Linked DNA regions of Mus musculus: all the other regions are linked to region 3. A link is a contact called in ENCODE Hi-C or POLR2A ChIA-PET data. All regions are on one chromosome and are shown on one strand. The core of a region is the stretch at or near the end of the contact, and the rest is flanking DNA. Distances in the headings are between cores, read along the strand shown. Region 1 holds the start of Basp1 (brain abundant, membrane attached signal protein 1). Region 2 overlaps Gm48957 (predicted gene, 48957). Region 3 holds the start of Zfp622 (zinc finger protein 622).

Region 1 (4,309 bases), core at 1,441-3,940, 570 kb after region 3:
CTCCCCCTCATGTCTCTGTTGAATCTCCTCCATGTATGAGTGCAGGCACACACACACACACACACACACACACACACACACACACACACACACACACACACGTGACCCTGTGGATTGAAGTCAGGGCCTCCAGCATCACAGATAAGTGCTCCATATCTGAGCTGCACCCTTGTCCTGAGCCCCCCCCTTTTTTCATTTATAATCTTTTATTAAGAAGGGGGCAAACAAATCTGACAGAGACCACAACAAAGAGAGAGATTTGCAATTCCGGTCATCCATATAAGCTTTGGCCTCCTGTTTCCATGGTAACCAGTGATCTGTATTCCAGGCACACCTTTGGAAGGCTTGTTTTTCCTCTCTCCATCCTAAAAACTTAGCCAGCAGCACTGAAGCGATTGAACAATAATTGTTATCTTATCTGTTATTTTTTTTTAAAATTAAATATGAGGATACACAATGGAAGACAATACCTATAGGCTTATTTTGAAAATACCGTGGAAATTTCCATTAATTTTAAGATGATCACCGGGATAAAAAAAATATCCAAATCCTAAATGAATGACGCACACTGTGTAACCATCCCCCCCCAACCCATACACTCCTTAGCTCCTTTAGCAAACAGTAAATACCATACATTATACACATTCATCTAGTTAACAGAATATACCAGTGCTTTAGGGAGCTTAAAACTAACTCACCAGCTTTCAACCAGTTTTTTTCCCCCCAGAGGATATTTGGTCATACCTGGAAACATTTTTGGTTGCTATAATTGGTGCTGTTGTCGGAACCATAGCACACCAAATAGCTTTATAGGTGGTATACTGACATAAGAGAAAGAAATCCTCAAATCATAGCTAAATTGTGATTTGATTTCCTGTTCTTGAACTGTTTGATTGTTTAATTAGTTTAAGCAGTGGGAAGATGGGAGGGTGAGAGAAGGTTGAAAGAAATATTAGCCAACCAACCAATTAGTATATCTATTTATCTAGAGAGAAAGAGAGAGGGAGAATAGAGGGGTAGGGATGGGGAGAAGAGGGAGAAAGAAGAGGAAGAGGAAGAGGGAGATAGAGAGGAAGAGGAAGAGAAGAAAAAAACAAGAAGAAGAGGAGACGGAGGAGGAGGAGAAAGAAAGAAGAAAAGGAGGGGGAGGAAGTGGCAGCCACCACAAATATTTTCACCCCCCCCCCCAATCACTTTTTGGTTTAAGATGTGGCACTTCCTTTGCCAATCTTATTAAAGTTCTGTTATTTATTTTTCTATTAAAAAAGTGACCCCCCCCAATCTGCGATTTTGACAGCACTTACCTTTGGCATTCGTCTCCCTAAATGTAGTTGTGTTTCGTTATTCCGGACGTGGAGGGCAAGCTCATCCCAAATCTGTGCTTCACTCATGAGGGGAGATCCAACCAAGAAGGCAACATACATTTCCATTCCCCCCCCCCTCCGCTATTCTTTCAGGACGAAGCAGAACAAGCAAGCCACCCTGATAAAGCCAGAGGGCGCCAAAGTGCCGCGAACGGAACTTCCAGGGCTCAATGGGTTTGCGGGATGGTAAAATTGGCTTTTGTCTGAAGAAAGAGCTGTGGTTCTAGAAGATGTCACCATGTGTTAGTTTCCAAATTTAAATTTTTATTTTGCATTTTATTTTTGCCAACAGGTAAGCATAGCGAGCATATCTCCTAACCGTGGTGGCTATTGTGTGTCGCGGTGCTACCCAAAGTGCTCGTCGACCAGGACACGAGGACTTGGCGCGGATGGCCACAGCCTGGCTGGGCGCGCTTCTGAGTAGCATCTTAAGCAGCCGAGAGCTGGTGACTTCCATGAAAGCACAGGCACAAAAAGTCGAAGCCCCTTTTCCTAGGGTGCATTTCTTCCTTTCTTTCTCTCCGAAGTCGGGAGAACGTACCCTGAGGCGGTGCCGCCCACCCTTCCAACCCAGACCTGAGCTCTGGGCGGTGGCGCCTTGCAAAGCTGGAGCCTCCTGGTCGGGCCCCGAGGGCGAGCATATGCCGGAGGCGTCCCAGATGCTTGCCTTGGGGGACACCCTAAAACCAGCGGATATCTGTCTTGATGGTTTCAAGGGAGGCATCGCATCTTCCCCAGGCTCACTGCCTACGTGATAGCAGAATCTAAGCCCGTCGTCTGGAGCGGGGCTGGATTGGGGTGCAGAGAAAGCTGGTTGCGGCGGGGGCGTAGTTCATCAGCCCCTTAAGTCTGAGCGAGAGCCTGAGCTACTTATTCAATGCTTTCAAATAAAATGTGTGCGAGACAGAGAGAGGAGAGAAATCCACAGACAGTCCCGCCGGGGGTGGGGGTGGGGGTGGGGTGGGGGGGGAATGGAGGGGCGTGTAAGGAGGGAATAGGAGGAGGGGGGCTGACAGAGACTGTTGGGGAGGCGGGTAAGGGATCTGGATGTGGAGAGCAGTGGGTGGGGGTGACTGTGCGGGTGTGGTGACGGGGGGGGGGCGCTGGATCACGGGGCGTCTCGGGGCGCAGTGGCTGCTGGTGGAGAGAAGTTGGGGGACCCCCTCCTGGGTGGCGGGGCGCGAAAGGAGCGGGAGGGGTGCGGGCCGCGGGCTGGGAGAGGAGGGGCGGGCGCGAGGCGGGCGGGGTCGGCGAGCGGAGGAGCTGGGCGGGCGGACGCGCGGGGGGGAGGGCGCTGGGCAGGAAGGGGAGGGGGAGCGATCGAGAAATGCAGAGGCTGCAGCGGCGGCGGCAGTAGCGGCAGCGGCGACGGCGGTGGCGGCAGCGCTCCAACTCGCTCCACGCTCCGGGCTCCGCCGTCGAGCCGGGAGAGAGAGAGCCTTTGCTGAGCGACCAGCCACCCGGCCGGACGACACCAGCCACCCGGGCCCCTTGGAGGCACCGCGCTCACCCAGGGCCGCCACAGGCACCCAAAGCCGGTAAGGAGGCGCGCCGTGGGTCCCTAAGGCCACCGCGGACTCCGGGCCACCGGTTCCCCAGGGCCCCGCCCCACCCCGAAGCCTAGGGTTCTCCAACGGTGCAGCCGGGGTGCGGCCGGGTGTAGACACAGTGGGCATGGGATTCCTCTATGTGGGTTCTGTCGCATTTGGAAATCCAAGGTGATGCTCTCCCCCAGGTGGACAGCTTCGGCCTTTCGTAGGGTGGGGGACTTGGAGGGGGTGGCGGCGAGGCGGACGAACCGAGTTCGGGAGGGAGGGGGTGGAGGGTGGGGAGCCGCTGGTGACAGCACCGAGACCACTGGCCACGGTTCTGTGGGCTGAACCCAGCCTTCTGTCAGCGGAACCCGCACAGCCACGGAGAAGGCGCTCGGTGTGAGGGGCGCAGTAACAGAAGATGGAGGATGGGGGTGGGGTGGGGTGGGGAGGGAGAAAGAAGACGCGGAATCTGGTCAGATCGGAAGGGGCGGGGGTGGCTTGGCCCTCGGGACTCCTGGATCTTGGTTTAGGGTAACCGAGGAACACGAGGTTCGGAAGGCGGTGTGCACGTCCGGGGCAGATTAAAGCCCCCAGCCTGGTCTGCGGCTGAGCTGTCTTCCCACTAACCTGTGGACGTCGCCAGCATTTTATTTTATTTTTTGAGCCTTGCGCTCAGAGAGCGGGCCGCGCGCCTCCACCGCCGCCCCAGCCTGGGGGAAGGAGGGGTGGCGTGTGGGCTTGAACCTGACAGCCCGCGGCCCGAGCGGGCTCAACCCTTCTGCAAGCCAAGATTTCTGTAGATTTTTTCCCCCGTAGCTCAAACGCTACAACCCAACGTCTGGTTCCCGCTTCCCCACACCATTAAAAGAAAAAAAAAAAAAAAAACCAGAATCCCTGGATCGGATGGCACACAATGCGTGGCTGGGGACCGCATTCTTTTCATGAATATTCATCGAACGCTTGGCCCTGTTCCTAATCTGCTTCCCCCCGAGACGTTTCCGCCTTGGAGCGAACTCGGTGGACGGCCTCTGCCCCAGTGATTTTCACGCTGTTCAAAGGAGCACAGCGCACATGGGTGCGATTTCAGGATTTTGCACGGGAGCTGACACACCTCTGTCTTGGCCGAGACCACTGGCCACTTACGTGGCGGGCTAGAATAAAACACGAGTATCAAGGGGACTGCTGCTGGGGTGTGGATTAACCCCTACCCCTGGGAATATACCAAGGGCTCACAGACCTCCGGTACTGCAGGCAAAATGAATGAATCGGGACTGTAATTACCTATTCCTTTGTCTTGGCCTCGCGCATGCGCCGGAGAGCAGGGTGTGGAGGGCCAGGCAGCCCCATCTGATCTCCCCATCATCCATCCACCCACTCCCCTCCGGAGCCCAGGAACAAAGGCGTTTGCCC
Region 2 (4,349 bases), core at 597-3,096, 540 kb after region 3:
CCCATCTTGGGGACAGGTGGAGGCAGGGCACCAAGGGAGAATACTTAGCTCTGCTTATGCCCACTCGTTCCAATGGCTCTGAGGTTGGGGGAGGGGGCTTTTTCTTAGAATGGAATAGGCAGAGGGAGCAATTCTCGTAGGCAGTGGAACAGGAGAGCCTGACAATGCCCTTGAACCATTCTGTTCTGGGATTTACGGCTTCTCAGAAACCAGAGCCGTTTCTGTCTAAGCTGTGTACCTAAACATATTCTAGGAAATACCTTGTTAAAATGGTGACTTTGTCCCTGCGTGATTCATAACTACAATCCCGGATGGTACAGTCTACTTCACACACAGGCTATATGATACAACCTTCAGCTTCTAGGTTGCAACTGTGATGCAACTAAGTGAACCATGATCTGGGAACCATCCAATGGGGTGTGTGGTCCTAAGAGGATAGACAAACAACACCAGACAGAGGAATTTTTCAGCTTCACTGCCTCTCATGGGACCATGGTTACATCTGCCTACCGCCCATCCCCCGTCAAAGTCCTCAGGAGGCATGCTGCCATGCACAGACCATCTCCTAAAGGCAGCTGCTTATGAGCTGTCATTTGGGAACATTTATTCATTCTTTTTATTTATTAATTTATTTATCTTGAGACAGGGTTTTTCTTGGTAGCTAGTTTTGGCTGTTCTGGAACTCACTCTGTGGACCAGGCTGGCCTGGAACTCAGAGATCTGTCTGCCTCTGCTTCCAGAGTTCTGGGATTAAAGGCGTGTGCCACTACCACTGAGCCATTTATTTATTCTTATAAGTGATAATTAATAATACAGGGTAACCGAGTGAAAGAGGGAGCTGGAAATCCTTTCTTCGGAGTTCTGTAAGATGAGGACTTAAGATAGGAAATTCAACTCTTCTTTGCATCTCAGAGATGTTATCTTTATGTGCTATTTTCCTCCTTTCCTCCCCACCCCCCAGTATTTTTTTCTTATATAACATATTGAACCTGGAGTCACGTGCTTGCTAAGGAACCACTCTGCCAATGGCCTATATACAGAGTGTAAATGCTGCCCTCTTACCTTTCCCTTCTCAATGACTTAAGATTAGGAAAAAGTTACCGCAATACTTTGAGACTCGCGGGAGCACAGTGGTTTAAAACACCAGGCAGACTATGTAGCTTTTTGGTCTTTTAAGTCACACAAATGGATGCAGAAATCACCGAGAACTGTTGACTGGGAGAGGGAAGAAACAGAGAAAAGGGGAGACAAGAACAGAGAGAATGTCCCAGGACCTTGCATTAATTAAGGGTCTCTTCACAGGGTTCCTCTGTTCCATCGACTTCTTTCTGACTTTGGGGTTAGTGTCCTTAGGCTGCCAGAACAAATACCACAAGCCGGGTGACTTGGACAACAGGACCCTGTGTTCTCACAGATCCAAGGGTTAGGAGTCTGGAATCAAGGCCTGGGAAGGGACGTTTCCAGGGGCTTCCACGCAATAGCTGGTCAGCACTTTGCTCCTGACTGCTGGGCTGTCACCAGTCCTTGGCGTCTTTTGTTTTATAGATATGCCACTCCAGTCTCTGCCTTTGTTGCTCCATGGCAGGTCTCTCTGTATCTCTAAACGTCCTCTGCTCAGAAAGATGACAGTCACTCTGGACGGGGACTCTCCCTGATGGCTTCTTTTTAACTTGATTACATCTCCAAAGAACATCACACAAGATGGGGAAGGGGATCTTGACGCAGTTTGAAATGCTATCCTATCCTTAGCTCTGACCAAATGAACGGAAGGGTTCCCTTGGCCCCAGGCACTGTGAGGGTTTTCTGTGTGAAGGATGCTTCCGATGGCCGGGGTGCCCAGTGCGCACGCGCACACTGGCTGAGCTTTGTTCAAAATTTCTGTCCTGGCTTCCCTTTGCCTTGTCCCAAGCCCTCGGGTGTTCAACTCCTAGACTAGGATTTTATTTTTAGAGTAATGAATAATTTATGTTTTGAAAATGACTAATGAAAAAGCAATCAACCACTTTGGGCTGGATCAGAGTCTGAGGTTCTGGTCCCTGGCACTCGCTTCGCATCTCTCTGCTTCAGCTAGAGGGGAAGGTGTCTGCTTGACCTTTTTTTCCCTGTCACATGACGCCTTCCACAAGTAAGCTGTGTCCTCCTCAGGGAGCGCACATGCGACACATAATGAAATTAAACCTCTGCCACTCCAAATTCTCACTTTCAAGGGTCTGCCACTTGCCTACTTTTTCTTGTTTCTGGGTATCAGCAGAAGTGGGGTGGGGGGGTGGGATGAGGGCGGAGTAGCGAGGCACAGAGTAGGATTTTTTTTCGTGATATTTTGGGCTCGAAGCCTCGTGCGCATTCTTGGGCTGGTTCGGGTTTCCGGGGCACGTACACTCTGACCTTAGTTTGGGGCCAACCCTGAGCGCTTCAGTCAGCTACTTTTTAGCAACGGCGGCCAGAAAAATACTTTTTTTTTAAAAATTTATTTTCCCGTGAGTGCCTTCTGAAATTGTTTTGCTGTGCTACGTCTGAGAAACAGTAGCATTTCGTTCCCCAGAAACAGTTCCTTTTTGGCATGTTAATAAAATGACCGGTGTTACCTAAATTAGGGGTTTTGAGTTTGTTCTGGAGCTTTTTAAACTACAGCGCCCCCTAGCGGGAATTTTGTGATATTCATGCTTGTTCTGGTTGATCAGTTTTCGTCCATGCTTCCAAAAAGTTGTTGTGAAGCTACTATGAAGAACCACAGGGGTGGATATTTCATAAATAAGCCAAAAAGAAAAGGAAGTTTTATGGGTTTTAAAAAAATGTTAGCTGTTTTCTTTCATTTTACCACGTAATTAAAAAAGAGTTTCTCCTGAACCAACAACCTATATGGACAAGTGTTTGGGAAGAGACCCTTGAGTCTCTGGTATGGTACATACATGTCTCTTTAAAGGCATGTCCTTGAAACCAGAACTCAGGGGTTTTCTTGTGTAAGGGGATGGTCTAAGAGAAACATTGAGTTATAGACCTTGTTCCTTACTGGCCTTGGCTTGTCAAGGGCTCTTATGGGGTAGACTTCTGAGACCCTTGGAACCTGGGGGGCTTAGTTAATCGCCCCCTCCCCCACACAAGCACAGAGCCTTATATGAATCCCTCCAGAGAGTTGGAGTGTGTTCTACATTCAAGACCTCATAGGAAAGATCCATAGCCTCCGTGGAAGGAAATTTACAGATTCCCGGATTCATTGACTTACAGTGGGAAAGGGGATAAAATCGCTTGGCTGGAGTTTCCCGTGTTACAAAGTTAGTAATTAACCGCAGCGAGGCGAAGGACAATCAGAGGCTCACTGAGAATGTAAGAGTAGTAACAGTATGAGCCATGCAACCCCAGGCTAGGGCACAAGTCTCAGAAGGTAGATAGGGTGACCTGGGACTCCATGCATGTCACACCGGATCCTAACACTCTGAGATCCAGTAATGGATAATGTCACCTTGTCCCTTATAGGATAATGGCATTTGTGCATTTACCTGTCGTGATTTGAATGAAAGTCAGCAGTTCTCTTTTTGAGAGTCTTTGCTGGACGGGAGTCCATTGCTTTTCTGGGCAAGCCTTCTTTTCCTCAGGCTCACACTCGTTATCCCCTAGTGAAAGGTTTAATTAGGCACAGGGCACTAAGGGCTTGCTGCAAGTGTGAGGAGCTGAGGCAGGTTCCCAGAGCCCATGAAAAGTAGACTATCTGTAATTCCAGTGCTTCTAGGGCAGGATGCAAAGCTGAGACTGGAGGATTCCCAAGAGCTCACAGACGGATCCTAACACTCTGAGAAGCTGTTAGCATTTCTGGGCTCATGGCCCACCAAGCCAACCTTCTTCACACCATACATGTATCCTTATGAGGGTATCTGCCATGGATGTAGGTCTCACACAAGTGATCAGTAATTGTCCCATTGGGGAATTTCCCCATTGGCTTCTTGTTGTATGCAACAGAGAACAATGAGAGGAGACCCTGTCTCAAAGAAGGGAGGGGTCAAGGCCCACCACCGGGAATAGTCTTCTCTGACTTACACAACTACACATGCTTCCCTCCTGCACACAAGCATGCGCACACATGTCCACAAACATCGCTCATGGACATGCTTACACTCAAGATTTAAAGAAAAAGATTCTGTTGGTCTTCCTGTGGAGTCCCTGTGGGAGGGAGCCATGTGATGGGGGTGGGGGAGGACTGGGAGGAGAGGGAGGCAGATACTGGGATGCAAAGTGAATGAATGAATGAATGAATGAATGACTACCTACAAAACCCCATAAAAAAGAATGAGGTTTTATCCTAAATATACTTGTTCAGCTTTTCCGACACTTGACGGCCTTTCACATGCTTGTTT
Region 3 (4,242 bases), core at 38-2,537:
TACAGCCCGGCAGTGGTGGCACTCGCCTTTAACCCCAGCACTTGGGAGGCAGAGGCAGGGGGATTTCTAAAGTTTAAGGCCAGCCTGGTCTACAGAGTGAGTTCCAGGACAGCCAGGGCTACACAGAGAAACCCTGTCTCGAAAAACCAAAAAAACACCAAAAAAGTATGGAGGCCTACAATCCATCTGCTTAACTAGTTAAAAGTCATAAACCAGGAAACATCTTTAAATCCAGGCGGGATGCCCTGGGCCTGGAACCCCACTCCCTCAAAGGCTGCGGTAAAAGGATAAGAAGAAAGTCAGGGTCCAGCCTGGGAATGGATGTCGCAAAGGTAAACACTGAAGAAGGCTCGGGCTGGGGGCCTCAGGGGAGGGCGACATCGCTGAACGTGGACCCAGCCCTTCGTCTCCATCGCGATGTCTCCCGGAGCCTCCCGCTCGCCCCAACCCCGACAGGACCCTTACCTACCTTCGTCTTCGTCGTCTTCCTCCTCTTCCTCTCCCTCCTCCTCTCCGTCCTCCCACTGCTGCTTCGCCAGCTTCTTCGCCTGCTGTTCGAACCACTGGAGCCGGGGCGGCTTCTCCGTCGGGTCTCGCTCCGGGACGCCCCGTGCGCCCGCCGCCGCCCTCCCGCACTCGTCCGTGGGCACGAAGGGCGCTTTCTTGGGGGACGTGGAGGGCTGGGCCTTGATGGCCTGCTGGATGGCGGCGTTCACGGCGTCCTTGTCGACGCCGTCCGCGCCCAGCCCCTTCTCCAGGTTCTTGGCGTTCAGCAGCTCCACGCGCCGGCTCGCGGCCCGCACCGCCTTCCGCTCCAGCTCGGCGTGCCGCCGGGAGCCGAGGTGGTTCTCGTAGGCGTTGAAGGTGGCGAACTTCTTGCCGCACGCCGTGCAGTAGGTGGCCGCGCCCTTGCTCGCCTCCGCCGCCTCGGCCACCGCGCGCTGCGCCCGCACCCGCTCCTGGAAGCCCTCGGCCGTCACCGGGGCCATGGCGGCCACCTTGCGCCGCAGGTTGTAGCGGTGCCAGTCCGTCTTGTAGTGCGCCCGCTGCAGCTCCGCGTCGCGGAACGCCACCCGGCAGGTGATGCACGTGAGAGCCGCCATCCCCGGGCCCGGAAGACAGAGACGACCCAGCCGAGAACCTTCTAAGCCTGACCGGCCGCCTTCTAGTCCCACAAACGCAGAGAACCTCCTTCGCCCACAGCCAGGAAAAGACACACCAGACACCAGCTTCCGGGCTCTAAGTGAGGGAACTTCCGAGTTCTAAGTGAGGGAACTTCCGACTCGCACAGGAAACTCTTGGCAGCTGGCTTAAGAAGGCCCGCCTGGGTCCCCGGAAATGACGAAGTTTCATGTCGCTCTCTTCGCGCCTGGATCCGCCCTGTCAATCAAAGGTGGGCGTGTGCCTGGAGGATGCCGCTGCCTCCTGAGGGCTTAGCGGTTGTGTCGCTTGCCGTGACGAGGTCAGAGGGATGGGCTTGTGAGGGAAAGAAGGGCGTGGGTGCCTGGGATGGTTCTGGGACTGCTCTTGAGAGATGGATCCCGTCAAGACTGTCTCTCGCGCCTCTGGAAAGGGGGATCAAACGTGGCGACAGCGTGGAACTTCCGGAGGCCAAACCGACCCAAGCTCTTTGCAGCGAAGGGGGCGGTCAGAGCTCTTGAACAGAAAAGATTCCCTGCTGGGAGCCGAAAGTACAGCCTAGCCACTGTCCCACAAAATATAATCCGAGCCACATGTGAGATTTTTAAATCCAAGTAGCCATATAAAAAGTCAAAGTAGAGACTATGCCCGGGCCTAACAAACACAGAAGTGGATGCTCACAGTCAGCTATTGGATGGATCACAGGGCCCCCAGTGGAGGAGCTAGAGAAAGTAACCTTATAGGTGGAACAACAATATGAACTAACCATTACCCCCAGAGCTCGTGTCTCTAGCTGCATATGTATCAGAAGATGGCCTAGTTGGCCATCAGTGGAAAGAGAGGCCCATTGGACTTGCAAACTTTATATGCCCCAGTACAGGGGAACGCCAGGACCAAAAAGTGGGAGTGGATGGGTAGGGGAGTGGGTGGGGGACCGTGTGGGGGACTTTTGGGATAGCATTGGAAATGTAAATGAAATAAATACCTAATAAAAACAAACAAACAAAAAAGTCAAACTAGGTGAAGTTGCTTTTAATGATCGAAATACTCTTTCAGCATCTAAAACTTTAAAAGGATCTATCTGTGATTTTACGCTCCATCGTGGGTACTAAACCTTGGAGACCCTGTGTGTATAACAGCAGCAATTCATATCAGTTCGATTTTTTTTTTCTTGAGACAGGGTTTCTCTGTGTAGCCCTGGCTGTCCTGGAACTCACTCTGTAGACCAGGCTGGCCTCGACCTTCAGAAATCCACCTGCCTCTGCCTCCCAAGTGCTTGGATTAAAGGCGTATGCCACCACTGCCTGGCAAATCCTCTGTTCTATCCCTGCCTTTAACTCACCCTGATTCAATGTCAATTGTTCTAACAGGTTAAGCAAGTATATTTTTGGTATTGTGTTAGAAATCCGTTGCTATGCTATTCTGCCTGAATATCTTTCTGCCAGCTTGCTCCCTTTTGTAAACCTTTGCCCAAATGCCTTTGGGGGGGGGGGGGTTCTAGAGCCTTTTGTCAAAAATAATGCCAGTATTTTTTTTGTGTTGTTGTTGTTTTTGTTATTATTATAATTATATCCCAAATGTTGCCCTCTCCTAGTCCCCTTCACAGAGTTCTTTCCCCTATACTCCCTCCCCTTCACCTCAGAGAGGGTGACCCCCCTCCTGCAAAGCCCCTCCCTGGGGTATCAAGTCTCTAGAGGATTAGGCACATGCTCTGGCACTGAGGCCAAACAATGCAATCCTCTGCTACATACTGCTGCAACACCCCATTTCTTAAGTCCTTACTAGGTATTGCTTTTTATCACTGTTATCTGTTGTGCTATATTGAATCACTAGTATTTAGCATCAAAACATTCAGTTTCTGCAAGGCAAGCGTGCCCGAGTTAGGTGGTTCTTATGTACTCTCACATGAGTTCATGGTGAACCTGTGGCGAAGGCTGAAGTAACCTGAAGGGTTAGTATTTTACCATGGCTGGAGGAGTCTCATCAGAGAAGACTCGCTTGGCTAATAGTAAGAGATGTTCTTTCCTTGTCAATTGAATCTCCCCATAGTAATATTTGTCTTCATAGGGTGGCAGTTAGCTTCCCTTTTGCCTGTGCAGTTCTGGTGTTGACTAAGTACTTTATTTATTTATTTATTTATTTTGGTTTTTTGAGACAGGGTTTCTCTGTATAGCCCTGGCTGTCCTGGAGCTCACTTTGTAGACCAGGCTGGCCTCGAACTCCGAAATCCACCTGCCTCTGCCTCCCAAGTGCTGGGATTAAAGGCGTTCGCCACCACACCCGGCTCCCTGACTAAGTACTTTTACAGTATTCTCAGCTCATCTAATGTGAAAGGCCTGGTCAGAAGTCCATGAAGAACAGCGGAGTGGGGCCAGGTGGACTTTATGGATTGCTTTGAGAGAGCAGCTACTACTAGTGTTTGTTATTTTCTCCCAGGCTTAGCAATGGAAGTCCTGCATCCAGGGAAACCTTATAATTATGCACAAATCAGAAGGCCTAGTCATACATCATGTTAGTCATCTTGAGTATAAGTTCCGTGAAAACAGGCTTCCCTTTCATGGCCCCATACCCAACACTAGAATAATACCAGGGCAGAGTCTATTCAGTGTTTCTTAAAACTGCGATTTTGTAGTGCAAAGGTAAAATCTCATTTTTTTTCTTTGTTGCAGAAAGTTTTTATTTCGAGATTATATAGAAATTTTGGAATAACTTTCTAAACATCTCATTTTGAGAAATATATCTAGTATTCCTCACCAGCTGAAGTGAGCAAAATATATGTATTTTCAAGTCTCCATGAAAAGCAGAAATTAGCTATATAAAGAAAAGCATTTCTAGATTTTTTTTTCCTATTTGATTTTGCATTTGTTGCTATCCTTGATTTCCTCTCTGCTTGCTCTTGTTTATTTTCACAATCCTATTTAGCATCTTCGGCTTCTCAGTACCCTTTACTTTTCCTCTTCAGAGCACCACTGCTCCCTCCATTGATTCTGTAGTGAACTCGAGAGAACAGACTGTGGTCAGTCTAGTTTGTCCTCTGCTAGGGGTGTAGCCTTAGTCTATTTACCACTTGTTAATTATGCTTGCTATTATTTAGATATGGTA

Evidence for each region. Hi-C counts contacts between places; a loop is a spot of excess contacts on that map. ChIA-PET counts read pairs that join two places held with the same protein, here RNA polymerase II (POLR2A).
Region 1: a loop to region 3 is called in a map of heart, with 3 times the contacts of the local background. The contact joins the promoter of Basp1 here to the promoter of Zfp622 in region 3. A Hi-C loop is called at or near these places in 3 of 37 maps with a recorded cell type or tissue (Patski, gastrocnemius and heart). POLR2A ChIA-PET finds 5 or more read pairs at or near these places in 1 of 5 experiments (embryonic stem cell).
Region 2: a map of T-helper 17 cell shows a loop between it and region 3 (3-fold over the local background). The contact joins the enhancer-like site here to the promoter of Zfp622 in region 3. A Hi-C loop is called at or near these places in 2 of 37 maps with a recorded cell type or tissue (T-helper 17 cell and left cerebral cortex).

Annotation. Positions count from the first base shown.
Region 1 is chr15:25,412,145-25,416,453 of GRCm38, reverse strand. It overlaps Basp1 (brain abundant, membrane attached signal protein 1), which reads left to right and starts at 2,690. Exons shown (of 2, transcript NM_027395.2): 1 at 2,690-2,902. It overlaps Gm48957 (predicted gene, 48957), which reads right to left and starts at 2,264. Exons shown (of 4, transcript NR_168943.1): 1 at 1,305-2,264.
Region 2 is chr15:25,439,455-25,443,803 of GRCm38, reverse strand. All of the region lies in intron 1 of Gm48957 (predicted gene, 48957), which reads right to left. Among named protein-coding and RNA genes, the nearest start is that of Gm48957, 27 kb to the right of the region's middle. Within about 2 kb of position 1,846, at least 1 of the 3 ENCODE cell types and tissues checked has a DNase peak (open chromatin) inside an H3K27ac peak, as active enhancers do.
Region 3 is chr15:25,981,411-25,985,652 of GRCm38, reverse strand. It overlaps Zfp622 (zinc finger protein 622), which reads right to left and starts at 1,287. Exons shown (of 6, transcript NM_144523.3): 1 at 470-1,287. The coding sequence starts at 1,103.